Regions from separate parts of the Homo sapiens genome. Here region 2 is linked to region 1. Evidence: chromatin contacts called from ENCODE Hi-C or POLR2A ChIA-PET data. All regions are on one chromosome and are shown on one strand. The core of a region is the stretch at or near the end of the contact, and the rest is flanking DNA. Distances in the headings are between cores, read along the strand shown. Region 1 holds the start of RPL39 (ribosomal protein L39). Region 2 holds the start of SLC25A5 (solute carrier family 25 member 5).

Region 1 (6,902 bases), core at 1,188-3,687:
AGGTAGGGAGAGGTTGCAGGGAGATAGTGTCAACGCAGCATGTAAAACAGAACAAGATCCTGTCTCAAAAAACAAAAACAAAGGCCGGGCACAATGGCTTATGCCTGTAATCCCAGCACTTTGGGAAGCCGAGAGGGGCAGATCACTTGAGCTCAGGAGTTTGAGACCAGCCTGGCCAATATAGTGAAATACCATCTCTACTAAAAATATAAAACTTAGCTGGGCGTGGTGACGCACGCCTGTAGTCCCAGCTACTCTGAAGGCGGAGGCAAAAGAATCACTTGAACCTGGGAGGCAGAGGTTGCAGTGAGCCGAGATTGTGCCACTGCACTCCAGCCCGGGTAACAGAGCGAGACTCCGTCTCAAAACAAAAACAAAAACAAAAACAAAAACAAAAAGCCTAAAAATACTGACTGGGTCTTCCCCACCAGGATGTGTATAAGACAGCCTTCCACCTTATGACCTAGCTCAGACTGAAGATGACCAGGAAATTAATAAGTATTGGAGAATTATCTGCCCATAAGCCCAGATGTGGGCTGGATGCAGTGCAGAAACAAAGGAAGTACGTTTTTAAAAACGAATTTGAGAATGCTGTCAAAGGGTGGATTGGATTGCATGCAATTTTAATCATGTATTTATACTCAAAAAGTAACCCTGGCCAGACACAGTGGCTCTTACATTTAGCAAAATACAAGCAGTATGATGGAGGTCTTACCTGATTTTATTTCCAGTTTTCATCCGAATCCACTGGGGAATGGGACGATTTTGCTTTTGTTTCTTGGCCAGGAATCGCTTAATCCTGAAAGTCTTGTGAGAAGACTGGGAAGAAAATGCAATCAATTTAGACAATATTAGAGCCTGCCCGAATGATTCAAAGTCAAGAACTCCTTCAAACCAACATTTGAGTGCTTAACACATACCCCAGCCCCAAAATCTTCTCAATGCTAAGCCATCAAGCCAAGCAAGTCTCTGACCCTCACAACTTCTCTGGGGGCAGATACCACAGTTTCCATCGTTCAGATAAAATAAGTGGAATCCGGTTAAGAAACATGCACAAAATCAGAGCATCAATGTGCAGAACCAGGATTCAAACCCAGGTCCTTTCTGCTCCACAGCCAGAGGCTACCTTTCAATTTACCCTGTGGTCCCCCAAGGACTCAGACGACCACACTGGGAATGGCTAGGGAATCTGGCTTCCTGGGAAGAACACAGCTTTGAGTCAAACAGAACCACCTACCTACCATTTGCAAGTCAACGAATCTCAGTGCTCTACTTTGTAAAACAGGGGTACGTACTTTTCAAGTGTTATTGGGAGGGTAATTAAGACTTAGGGAAAGTCCCTGACATTCAGAAGATCTAACCTACTCACCATTTCGGTATTAATCCTAACTCTATCTCTACTGCTAAATTTCACTGGCTAAAAAAATAAACTTTTAAATTTAAAAATAAATGAAATGTCACTTTTCCAAGGATGACTGTCTCAATTTCTAGTTGCATCTTTTGGCTTTCATCTAAGGCCAACCCCAATACTCCCCCAAATCTACAGAATAATCTTGCAAAATTGGCACGGATGCAGGTTTAATGCCTGGCCAACCTGGACGAACATACCCTTGCATAATAATGGGAGCCAATACAAAGAAGGCAAAGATTACACCCCGTCCCCCATCCACAGTAGCAGTTGTAAATTTTGTCAAGTAATAAATTACTTGACAAGTAATAAAATACCAGTACTTATCGCCTCCATATCTAGAAATCAACATTTTACATTTCCCAGTAAAGAGTGACTGGTTCGCTGCTGCCATTTACTAAGAAGGCCAGAATGACACACAGGTTCGCAAAACACCCCTTGTTCTAGGCGCTTCCACGGGGTGACGCTCAAGTCTCTGAATAAACGTCCTCTAAACAAAAGTCCTGGGATCTAAAAATGCGGTTCGCTTCTCCACGCCAAGCTAAACCCTTTTCGAAAACCAGTAGCCCACAATACCCTCCTGATTACCCTCCACGTTGCGCATGCCACGGGCAGCCCACAGTCAGGCCACGATTTCGGGGGTGGCTGCCACCTCCCACCCCCCGCCTCCAGAACGAGTTCGCTACAAGCGAAGGGAAACCGGAATCCCTGCCCGACTCGGCAGCGGCCGGGCAAAGAAAGAGCCCCCTTGAATCCGCGGCCGCAGCGCAGCCCGTCCCTCTCCAGGTTGCTCGCTGGCTCACTAGCTTCCCTCCAGGCCACGAAAGACAACAGTGGCCGAACTGGATATTTTCTTGAAAAAGCCTTTAAAAGGCTCCCGCCCCTCAACGCTCCGCGCGGCCCAGGCATTTCCTGGCAGCGGCCTCGGGTTTTGGGAAGCCACCCCGGGGCCGATGGGGGCCGATGGACTTACCATGGCGAGCAGCGGAGTCAAGAACACACCACGATGGCGGAGAAAGGAAGAGGAGGGAAGCTGGCGGAAGAACGAGCTTAGAAGGCGCTTCCGATGGGCGGAGTTTAGGAGGTGACGCTATGCACCGACCGCCTCTTCTAGTGCCTTCTCTGTCTAGCGGTGCGCTCCCGTGGCGCCGTGGGAAAGCGCGCTGGTTTCTGCCAAATGCAGTTAGCTTTGCTTCGCTTCCCTAAGTGCGTTCCCCCAGGGGCCCGGCAGTGTGCTAGGGGCACCCTGCTTCGTAAGTGAGGCAGACAGCCCGTGATAAATGCCAAAGTAGAAGCCCCTCCGAAAAATTAAGGAGCCGATTGGGCGGGACTAACCCTAAGGGAGGGCAGGGGAAGCGACCGTCACCTCCGGGCGCCGGGGACTCGGAACGCCGGGTCGGAGCTCGGCAGGCGGAGAGTAAGTGCCATTTTCCCAGAGGGTTACGAGTCATTTCGGCCTGGCTGGGAGGTGTGGGAAGGGACAGTCGTGTCGGAGGAAGCCGGAGAAGTTGGAGGGGGTTGGACCACGTGGACGCTTATGTAAGCCTAGGGGTTTTCGACTAGGCGGAAGGTTGCCAATCAAAGTTTTCAACTCAGAAAGTTAGGGACAGAACCTCTTCCTTGGCTGCTAGAAGTCCAGCCTGACATTGTAGCCCGCCTTTGGCAAGATGTACAATAATTAATAACATGCGTTTGGGATGCTAGTGTTCCCCATTTTCATCCTTTTCCCCATTTAAAAGCAAAAACCTTTCCTTTTTGATGAGTAAATAAAATAAACATAAAAATAAGCTGGGCGTGGTGGCTCACGCTTGTAATCCCAGCACTTTGGGAGGCCTAGGCGGGCGGATTACTTGAAACGAGGAGTTCGAGACCAGCCTGGCCAACATGGTGAAACCCCGTCCCTACTAAAAATACAAAAAAACTAACCAGGCGTGGTGGCGGGCGCCTGTAATCTCAGCTACTGCGGGGGCTGAGACAAGAGAATCTCTTGAACCCTGAAGGCGGAGGTTGCAGCGAGCCGAGATTGCGCCACTGCACTCCAGCCTGGGCAACAAGAGCAAAACTCCATCTCAAAAAAGAAAAAGTAAATAAATAAACGCAAAAACCTCCATGTATATTTGCAGTCACCTCAAGCATTTTTACACCAACGGATTACAGCAAGGGTTTTTAACCTGGAGTCCACAAGAGTCCATGTATAGAATTCAGAGGATCCCATGAACTTGAATGGGAAAATACAACTTTATTTTCACCAAATTTAATGAAATGTAATGCTTTCTTTATTTAGGAATGTAGGCAACAGACCACAGTGGCATTAGCAGTACTCGTGACTTGGTCACTAATAGAAACCATAGATGGCTTCATGTTACATTACAGTTGATGCAGATGTCTCCATATATTATTTACACACTCCCTTTAAATTACATTAGTTATAAGTTCACAAATAGAACTATGTTAAGAAGCCCATGTATTACTATAGCACATATTTCCTTTTTTTTTTTTTCAAGACTGAGTCTCCCTTTATTGCCCAGGCTAGAGTGCAATGGCACAATCTTGGCTCACTGCAACCTCCGCCTCCCGGGTTCAAGTGATTCTCATGCCTCAGCCTCCCGAGTAGCTGGGACTACAGGCACGCACTACCACACCCAGCTAATTTTTGTATTTTTAGTAGAGACGGAGTTTCGCCATGTTGGCTAAGCCGGTCTCGAACTCCTGACCTCAAGTAATCCGCCCGCCTCGGCCTCCCAAAGTGCTGGGATTACTGGAGTGCGCTACCGTGCCCGGCCTAAAGTCACATTCTGAGGTCCTGGGGATTAGGGCTTCAACACATGAATTTTGGGGGAACATAATTTAGCTCATGACACCACCAGTCACCTTCTAAGGCCGAATTCAAATGCTGTCTCTTCCCCTTAGCTGGAAATCATCACCCCTTCAACACTGTTGTAATAGTTTATTTGTACCTTTCTTATGGCTCCTAGCACTATCTGTTCTGTTGCAATGCAAAAGGATGAAAGTAACAGTGGCTGCTGCTTATGGGGCTTGATAGTTACTATGTAGCTGCATGTATTAATTCAAGCCTCACTGTGAGCTTACCATGTTTTACCAGTGACCTTTTGAATCTTCACCAGAACACTACAAGGTAAGTATGGTTAATCATCCTCATTTTACAGAAGAGGGAACTGCAACAGGGACAGATTAAGTTGTATACCCAAGGTCACACAGCTACTATGTTGCACAGCCGGTACTCAGACTCAGGTAGTCCAGGCTTCAGAGTCTGTGCTGTCACCACTACCCTCTACTGCCTTTTCAACACAGATTTTGGGAACCTACTCTGTCTGGTTCGGGTCTTCGTGTTGGGGGTACAGAAGCAAACAAATCTGACCAAAAATCCCTGCCCTCTTGGAGTCTTGTGGCGATGGTATGGTTCTGGATTTTTTTGTGGTGGGAATTACACAAAGCTACACGTGTGATAGAATTTGCCAAGTGTGGTGACTCACGTCTGTAATCCCAGCACTTTGGGAGGCTGAGGCGGGCGGATCACCTGAGGTCAGGAGTTCGAGATCAACCTGACCAACATGGTGAAACCCCGTCCCTACTAAAAATACAAAAATTAGCCAAGTGTGGTGGCGCGCGCCTGTAATCCCAGCTACTCAGGAGGCTGAGGCAGGAGAATGGCTTGAACCCGGGAGGTGGAGGCTGCAGTGAGCCGAGATCGCGCCACTGCACTCCAGCCTGGGTGACAGAGCGAGACTCTGTCTCAAAACAAACAAAAAAAATTAGCCGGGCATGCTGGTGCGTGCCTGTAGTCCAAGCTACTCAGGAGGCTGAGACAGAGAGAATTGCTTGAACCCAGGAGGTGGAGGGTGCAGTGAGCCGAGATCACAACACTGCACCCCAGCCTGGGTGACAGAGTGAGACTCTGTCTCAAAAAACAAAAACAAAAAAACAAAAAAAACAATTCTATACAACTCCCCCCTGCCCACCCCTGCCCCAAGGGGCATATGTATAACTGGTGAAATCTGAATAAGCTCTGTGGACTGTGCCAACGTGAATTTCCTGGTTGTGATATTGTACTATAGTTATGCAAGATGCTAACACTGGGGAAAACTAGATAAAGGGTACACAGGGCCTCTCAGTCCCTTTCTTTGCAACTTCTTGCGAATCTATTGTTATTTCAAAATACAAGTCTAAAAAAACTCTGCCTTCATTGAGTTTAATTATAGTGGGGAGTTAGACAACAAATATGTAAATTACATGGCACATCAGAAGGAGGTGTCATCAAGAAAAGCAAAGCAGGGGCCAGGTGCAGTGGCTAACACCTGTAATCCCAGCATTTTGGAAGGCTGGGGAAGGAGGAATAGTTGAGACCAGGAGTTTTAGATCAGCCTGGACAACATAGTGAGACTCTCTACAAAAAATACAAAATTTAGCCACTGGATGTGGTGGCACGTGCCCGTAGCTCCAGCTACTTGGAAGGCGAGAAGGGAGGAGCGCTTGAGCCCAGGAGTTCGAGGCTGCAGTGAGCCATGATTGTGCCACTGCACTCCAGCCTGAGCAACAGAGTGAGACCCTGTCTCAAAACAAACAAAAAATTGAGGGCTGGGCGCGGTGGCTCACGCCTATAATCCCAGCACTTTGGGAGGCCGAGGCGGGTGGATCACGAGGTCAGGAGTTCGAGACCAGCCTGACCAACATGGTGAAATCTCGTCTCTACTAAAAATACAAAAAATTAGCCGGGTGTGGTGGTGGCGCCTGTAATCCCAGCTACTCGGGAGGCTGAGGCAGGAGAATCGCTTGAACCCGGGAGGTGGAGGTTGCAGTGAGTGGAGATCATGCCACTGTACTTCAGCCTGGTGACAGAGGGAGACTCCGTCTCAAAAAAAAAAAAAAAAAAATTGAGAAAGGGTGGCATGAAAGGTAGAAGGAAAACCAGCAAGAAGTGCTCTTTCTAAAAGCAGTAAGAATTAAAAGGATAATTGACATAAGCACTTAAAAGCTTATTTGCTGCTGCTTCTGGTCACCAGAAAGAAAATGCTTGCTCTTAAATAAATGAGCAATAAAAATCCAAAAAATCCAAGTTAAAAAATGTATATTTGGAAAAATGGCCGGGCGTGGTGGCTCCCACCTGTAATCCCAGCACTTTGGGAGGCTGAGGCGGGTGGATCAACTTAGATCAGGAGTTCGAGACCAGCCTGGCCAACATGGCAGAACCCTGTCTCTACTAAAAATACAAAAATTAGCCGGGAATGGTGGCACACCTGCAATCACAGCTATTCAGGAGGCTGAGGCAGGAGAATTGCTTGAACCTAGGAGGTGGAAGTTTCAGTGAGCCGAGATCGCACCATTGCACTTCAGCCTGGGCAACAGAGTGAGACCCTGTCTCAAAAAAAAAAAAAAAGTTGGAAAAAAATAATGCAGCAATAAAAAATAATACAAATATAGACAGGTGTGGCAGCATGCACCTGTAGTCCTAGCTACTTGGGAGGCTGCGGTAGGC
Region 2 (6,902 bases), core at 4,403-6,902, 320 kb before region 1:
TGCCCAGCTGTATTTTTCTTAAAATTAATAAAATCTAACACATATTAAATGCTGTTCTATGCACATATTATCTCATTTGCATGTGCCTACAGTCCTCTGAGGTATAGGCACTACTATCATTCTCATTTTACACCTGAAGAAATTGCAGTTTGGAGAGGTAAAGCAATTTACCCAAGACCTGACAGCTAGCGAATGGCAGAGCCAGAATTTAAACTTAAGCAACCTGGTTGCAGGGCCCACCCTCTTAACCACTGGGCTAAATTACCTTTCTCTTCCTATTTGCTCCAGATTCCCAGACCCAGACGCTCAGATCCACTCACTCTTATAGATACAAAAGGATAGAGCCACAGAATCTTAGAATTGGAAAGGGTGTAGAACTCTCTTCCAGACCAACCCAGCGATCTCCCCCATAGCATCCCTAACAAGTGGCTATTCTGCCTCAACTTTTAGCCTTCCCAGTAACAAAAAGTTCACCCCATCGTATGGCAACCCATTCTACCTTTAAGTATCGCATATTTTACAAACTAATGTCTTTTTGAGCTGAAGTCTACCTTCATGAAACTTCTACCAGCGGGTTTAATTCCATATAGAATGTTTAATTTATGAAGACAGTTATGATGTCCTTCTTTCACCCAAAGCTCTTTCCCAGTTAAATATCTCTCATTCATTCAGCCATTTCTCATAATACATGATTTATAGACACTTCACTTTCCTGATTGCCTTGTTTGAATATGTTCCAGTTTGTTAATGTCCTCTTAAATGTAGCATCCAGAATTAAATGTAAAACTCTATGGGCTGGCCAACAGAAACCCAAGTGGAACTGAAAGTCCCTCTGATCTGGTCACTACCATTCTCTTAGTGCAACTCAAGACTCGTTAGTATTTTTTGGCATTGTCAACCCACAGTGAACTAGGACCTAGTTCTCTTTTTCACACATGCTACCATTAAGCTCTATCTCCTCATCCTTAAATGTCTTGCACTAAATAGGGCATTAAAACCCTTTATTGCAATGCTTCCCATTTTATAAGCCTGGGTTTATTCTGGACTTTAGCCCTTATGACTCAATTCCTAGAGGTTTGTGATATTCTTTGGGCTTTGTCCTTGGAAGCATAGTCCTCCTTCTGTCATCTATACATGCACTTTTAAGATCTGAGCTCATCAGAGAATAATCTATAAGGACACTGTAGTTTATTAGAAATCTCTCCCTTTTTAATTTATCATTGGAACTTTTCCAAATTCTACAGTTCTGAATTTTCAACTGGATCCCTCTCCCTTTTAAGCTATCTTTCTCTTTTGGTGTTAGGCCAGATCATACTTATCTTTTCTCTGATCCTTTTGAAGTCTACCTTACACATACACATACATACACCGCACACACACACACACACACACACACACACACACACACACACACACGTTAATTAACCTATGTGACCATGCCCAGCAATTTTTTTTTTTTTTTTTTAGTTTTTTTGCTTAACAGATATCCAGATGACAGGATCACTTTCCCCAAGATTCTTGTCACTTTCACTTTGCTAACCAAATCTTCCTTATTTATTATCAGGATTAAGCCCAGCTTAGCAATTTACCTCATTGCTTCTTTATTCTTTTGAGAACTGTAATTACACTGTATCAGCAAGAGAGCCAAGAATCTATCAGATGTTTTCTTAAATTTAAGATGGTCTTAAAAATAAGAAAAAAGAATGTATCAGATATGTTGCTATCAGAATAACTTCCAGCAGATATTCAGATGTTCTATGTCTCTGATCACCCTTTCCTGTTCGTCTATGTGACAGTTTTATGAAATGCCATTCATACTTTTATTTATTTTATTTATTTTTTATTTTTATTTTTATTTTGAGATGGAGTCTCGCTCTGTCACCCAGGCTGGAGTGCAGCGGCACGATGTGGGTTCACTGCAACCTCTGCCTCCCGGGTTCAAGCGATTCTCCTGCCTCAGCCTCCTGAGTAGCTAGGATTACAGGCCTGAGTCACCGCACCTGGCTGATTTTTGTATTTTTAGTAGAGACGGGGTTTTACCATGTTGGCCAGGCTGATCTCAAACTCCTGACCGCAGGTGATCCACCTGCCTCGGCCTCCCAAAGTGCTGGGATTATAGGCGTGAGCCACCGCGCCCGGCCCCATTCATACTTTTAATCTGAGAAGTCTCTTGTATACTTCTACAACTATAATCACTTTCATTTCTCCGTTTCATTCTCACTGAATGCTTTTCACCCTCCAGCCAATGAATTACTAGTTATACCTTCTTGACATATTACTGCTCTCTTCTTCTGTATGGTATCTCTGAATCAAGTTTTCCAGATGCCAGCCAGAAGTTCCACCCTCCCAAGTCTAAACAATACCTATAAAATTGCATTTTCCTGAGTGTATTAAAATTTTACATTCCCGGCCAGTCGCTGCGGCTCATGCCTGTAATCCCAGCACTTTGGGAGGCCAAAGCAGGCAGATCACCTGAGGTCAGGAGTTTGAGAGCAGCCTGGCCAACATGGTAATAACCTGTCTCTACTAAAAATACAAAAATTAGCCAGGCGTGGTGGTGGCGTGCCTGTAATCCCAGCTACTCAGGAGGCTGAGGCTGAAGAACCGCTTGAACCTAGGAGGTGGAGGTTGCAGTGAGCGGAGATCGCGCCATTGCACTCCAGCCTGGGCGACAAGAGCAAAACTCTGTCTCAAAAAAAAAAAAATTACATTCCCTTTATTACCCATATTCTGGGTGTTGGTACATAGATATCTGAGGCCTTAAAAGTGTCATTTCTGACTCTCTTCCTTGTTTTTCCTTGAGAATTACTAGGCATTGCCTTAGCTTTAGTTCCTCTTAATTAGACTTATATTTTACATAGCTTCCAGAAACACAATAATTACTAACACAGCACTATGTCTCAATGGAGGAATTAGTTTTGATTAACTGACCAGCCATATATCATTATCAACATCATCATCATCATCATCATCATCATCATTAATATTCTTCTCGGCTGGGTGCAGTGGCTCATACCTGTAATCCCAGCAATTTGGAAGGCTAAGGTGGGAGGATCACTTGAGCCTAGGAGTTTGAGGCTGCAGTGAGCTATGATCGTGCCGCTGCACTCCAGCCTGGGTGACAGAATGAGACTCTATTTTCTATTTTCCTGGATGCTTGCTCCTTGTTTCTTTTTCCTTCTTTTTTAAAAAGTTTTTAAACTTTCAGACTTTTTTAAATGTTGCAAAAATAGTACAAAAATGTCCTTATATCCTTTATTCAACTTCTCTAAATCTTACATAACCACCATAACCAAGAATAGTATTGGTAATCTACAGATATTCAAACCTCACCAATATAACCAATGTCCTTTTTCTGGTACAGGAGCCGGTTGAGTGTCATATATTACATTCAGTTGTCAAGTATCTTTAGTCTCCTTTAATCTGTGACAGTTCCTTAGTCTCTTTGTCTTTCATGATCTTAACAGTTTCGAGAATATCTGACTCCTTAAAATACACGCGGTGATAGGTGACTACGGGAGCTCCAGCTCACCGTGGATTTAGCAAAATACCAAGTGATGACAAGAAGTTGCTTTTAAATGACCCATCTTGTATTTCATCGTCAATAAAACCACACTTAGTTACCCAAAGACTGAGAAGGGAAAAATTCTATGTAATTATTTGATCATCTTTTTTTGTGGAGAGAAAAAAAACTGACAAAACAATGAGCTCTGGAATAGAATACAGTAGAGGCATCATGCTCAAAGAGAGTAGCAGATGTGGCCAGGGAAAGGTCACATGTAGAAAAGGGATACACAAGTGATGGCGAGGTGTATCGAGGAATAATTAACAGTTGAATAAAAATGCATTAATCAGAATGTCAAGAGTTCAAACTAGAAAGATTTTGAATTTTAAATGCATTATAAATAAAATCCACCTCTCTCCAAATAAAGCCCTCTGTAGAATTTTGCTTTAGCTCTTGTTTCTCTCACCAGAATAGAGAAGCGAGTATCACCTTTGGAGGATATACTCTACCATTCTCTGAAACTGTTTTTTTGCATTCAGCTACCTCGCTATTATAATCAGCTGAGAAACACCATAGCCTTTCACTAACACAGGTCAAAGATTTCTCCCAGGATCAACAAAGCTAGATTCAAAATTGCTCCTTTGAACACATGCAATTTGTGTGCATCAGTTTCGATCGCTGGGGTTCTTGAGGAGACTAACAAATTGCAAAGTGTACTTTCAGAGGAAGGGCCTAACCATCCTGGGGGGTCCTAGAATTGGGTCCTTTCACAGGCAGATCTGGAGAAGATAGGAGAGGGCAGGAAAGGAAAGTGAAGGATATGAACACTATGTGTTCAGTGTGCAAAGGCCTGCTGGCATTTTGCCTATGGGAATTCTGAAGTCTGGGCACATAAGGTTCAGCTGCAGTTGCAGTTTTCAACAGTCGTCCTTATTTTTATAAACATTGTTATGATTATTCAGACACGGAACTTGTGATTACACTATTTGCTCCTGTTCTGAACTTGAGGGAGTCCACTTAAGCTAACAAGTAGGTTTTTGAGGACATGTGTGGCAAATGCTTACCCAGTGAAGGGATTAAGGGGCTCAGTAAGCACTTGTCCATTGGCACAATGGCTGCCAATCTAATTCTATTGATTCCTCTAAATGTTTCTGGAGTTCAGAAATCTATTCAATCCAAGGGCACTTTACCTGGGGTCCTGGGAGCCAAATGTTAACGTAGTTCTTAACCTTCCTAAGCCTCTTAACCTTCTGGGTACAACCTCTATATTTGTCTTCTGGCTAAAATCATTTCCCCACCCCCAGCCCAGTCCTTTGGACTCTCCCAGGCCAATTCCTGGCAAGATCTTTGTCGAACTGTATTTGCAAACCAGGGTCTGGGGCACGGTGGCAGTTCCTTCGTCTGCTGTTCCCTTAATTTCGTCTGGTTTCACTGGCTCCAGGACAGCACACGGTCTAGAGTGGGAAGAGTGAGGCATTCACCTTGGTGAAAAACAACTCAGTAATTAAGACAAATGATTTTTCATGTACTATTTTAAAAAAATCAGAAGCAATGCAAAAATCCATGATGAACAAATGATCAACATTTGAAATACAGACAGGATCCCAACCTGCACTTGCATGACCTTGTCTCGCTTGCCTCACCCTAAACCCAGCCTTGACACTCCAATTAAACTTTATTTACAAAACAAGGGGGCCGGCCAGTAGGATGTAGTTTGCCCATACGACTTTTTTAAAGTATCGCATTGACTACTGTTTATCTCGATGACTGAAGGGTTCTTTTGGCATCCCTGTAGCAAATGCGTCTCACCCTAGTCCTGGTCCTGCTCCAAGGGTTTTTGTCCAGGCACATCGTGACCTCACCCTTCCTCCCCTCTCCGAGGCCTCTCTCAGGGTCCAGCGTTCAAGTCCCGGGTGTTCTCTGGACCCGCCCCTTCCTCTCGCCGGGTCAGGTGCCGAGGGCGAGCACGGGCGGCGCGGAGAGCAGTCCCGGCCCGCCCTCCACGACTCCTCCTCCTGCGAGCTGGGCCACTCAGCGGCTCTGCCGCCCAGCGCGCCGGGGCCCAGACCCCGCCCCGGCCCCGCCTCCGACGCCTGCCGCTCCAGCTCCGGCTCCCCCTATATAAATCGGCCATTTGCTTCGCTCCGCCCCGCAGCGCCGGAGTCAAAGCCGGTTCCCGGCCCAGTCCCGTCCTGCAGCAGTCTGCCTCCTCTTTCAACATGACAGATGCCGCTGTGTCCTTCGCCAAGGACTTCCTGGCAGGTGGAGTGGCCGCAGCCATCTCCAAGACGGCGGTAGCGCCCATCGAGCGGGTCAAGCTGCTGCTGCAGGTACGTCCTGGGATCCAGGAGCCCAACCAGGAAGTGGGGGGAAGGGTCGCACAGAAGGCGGGCGCCCGAGGGGTGGCGGGGAGCGAACTCTAAAGACATGGCCAGGGAAGCGGCTTAGGAGAGGCCAGAGCGGGGCGCAGAGGCAGAACAGAAGTCAAACTGGTGGGAGGCGCCTTTAGTGACCTGAAGTAGTGAGTCTAGGAAGGGGCCGGGGGCAGAGGGCAGGACCAGGCTCTCGGCATCTCCGAGGCGGCGGACTCGGATGGAGCAGTTTCTGAGTGACGGCCTCCCCGGGCCTGGGCGTCAAGGGCGAAGGCCGAAAGCCGGCGTTAGAAAGAGGAACGCCAGTTCTTACCGAAGACCTCAAGGTCGCGGCAAGGAGATAACTGCCCGGGGGAGGCCATGCGCCCGGGTCCAGCGGCCTCCCAGCCCGCGGACGCGCTCAAACCTCGCCGGGCCGGAAGCCGGCGCCGGGAAGCGCGTGTGCCTTTTACGTCCGCCCCCGCGCAGCCGCGGCCGCTGCCGCCGCGTCTCCGCCTGCCTCCCTGCGCCGCGCGCTCTCCAGTGCCGGCTCTAGAGGGCGCTCCTGGGCTAGCGTGTAGGGCTGGCGGCGGCGGCGCTCGGGTCACCTCTGGGAGCGGAGTGGGGGCGGAGCGAGACGGAAGCAGCTCAGGAGACTTGAGGCGTAGGCTGCGGTCCCCAAGGTGACCGCGCCCTATGTGGGACTCGCCCTAATGCCTCTGAACCTGGGTTTGAGGTAATGACCTTTCTCCTAGGTCTGAAGGTCACGGGTCCGCTGGAGGATGCCCCCTCTCCACTCAGAGGGGTGGAGGCTTAATGCTACTGGTGCAGATCACCTCTTCCCCTGTGACAGCCTCAGAGGGTTGGGAGGGTCCAGCCAGTATGATATACGAAGACTAGATTTGAGAGAGGGGAGCCTACCTTAAAGGGCATTGATCGAGATGGCATAAGCTCTTCTCTTTCCCTTCCCCATGGTTATAACTGTCCCTGTTGGCTTCCTTCCTGTCTGTTAGGTGCAGCATGCCAGCAAGCAGATCACTGCAGAT

What was found. A loop is a pair of places that touch in the nucleus more often than their neighbours do. ChIA-PET counts read pairs that join two places held with the same protein, here RNA polymerase II (POLR2A). Pooled maps may share reads with other maps.
Region 2: a loop to region 1 is called in a map of ascending aorta, with 16 times the contacts of the local background. The contact joins the promoter of SLC25A5 here to the promoter of RPL39 in region 1. A Hi-C loop is called at or near these places in 7 of 168 maps with a recorded cell type or tissue (B cell, CD4-positive, alpha-beta T cell, CD4-positive, alpha-beta memory T cell and 4 more), 5 of 37 single-sample maps with no recorded cell type and 24 of 50 pooled maps. POLR2A ChIA-PET finds 5 or more read pairs at or near these places in 21 of 52 experiments (A549, AG04450, BJ and 17 more).

The regions. Positions count from the first base shown.
Region 1 is chrX:119,789,193-119,796,094 of GRCh38, forward strand. It overlaps RPL39 (ribosomal protein L39), which reads right to left and starts at 2,438. Exons shown (of 3, transcript NM_001000.4): 1 at 2,382-2,438; 2 at 716-819. The coding sequence starts at 2,384. LOC107985694 (a long non-coding RNA gene) reads left to right here and starts at 2,524. Exons shown (of 3, transcript XR_001755949.2): 1 at 2,524-2,825; 2 at 4,384-4,544. RefSeq lists enhancers at 244-303, 2,173-2,432.
Region 2 is chrX:119,462,792-119,469,693 of GRCh38, forward strand. SLC25A5 (solute carrier family 25 member 5) reads left to right here and starts at 5,653. Exons shown (of 4, transcript NM_001152.5): 1 at 5,653-5,835; 2 at 6,870-6,902. The coding sequence starts at 5,725. It overlaps SLC25A5-AS1 (SLC25A5 antisense RNA 1), which reads right to left and starts at 6,329. Exons shown (of 1, transcript NR_028443.1): 1 at 3,242-6,329. RefSeq lists silencers at 5,333-5,712, 6,203-6,442.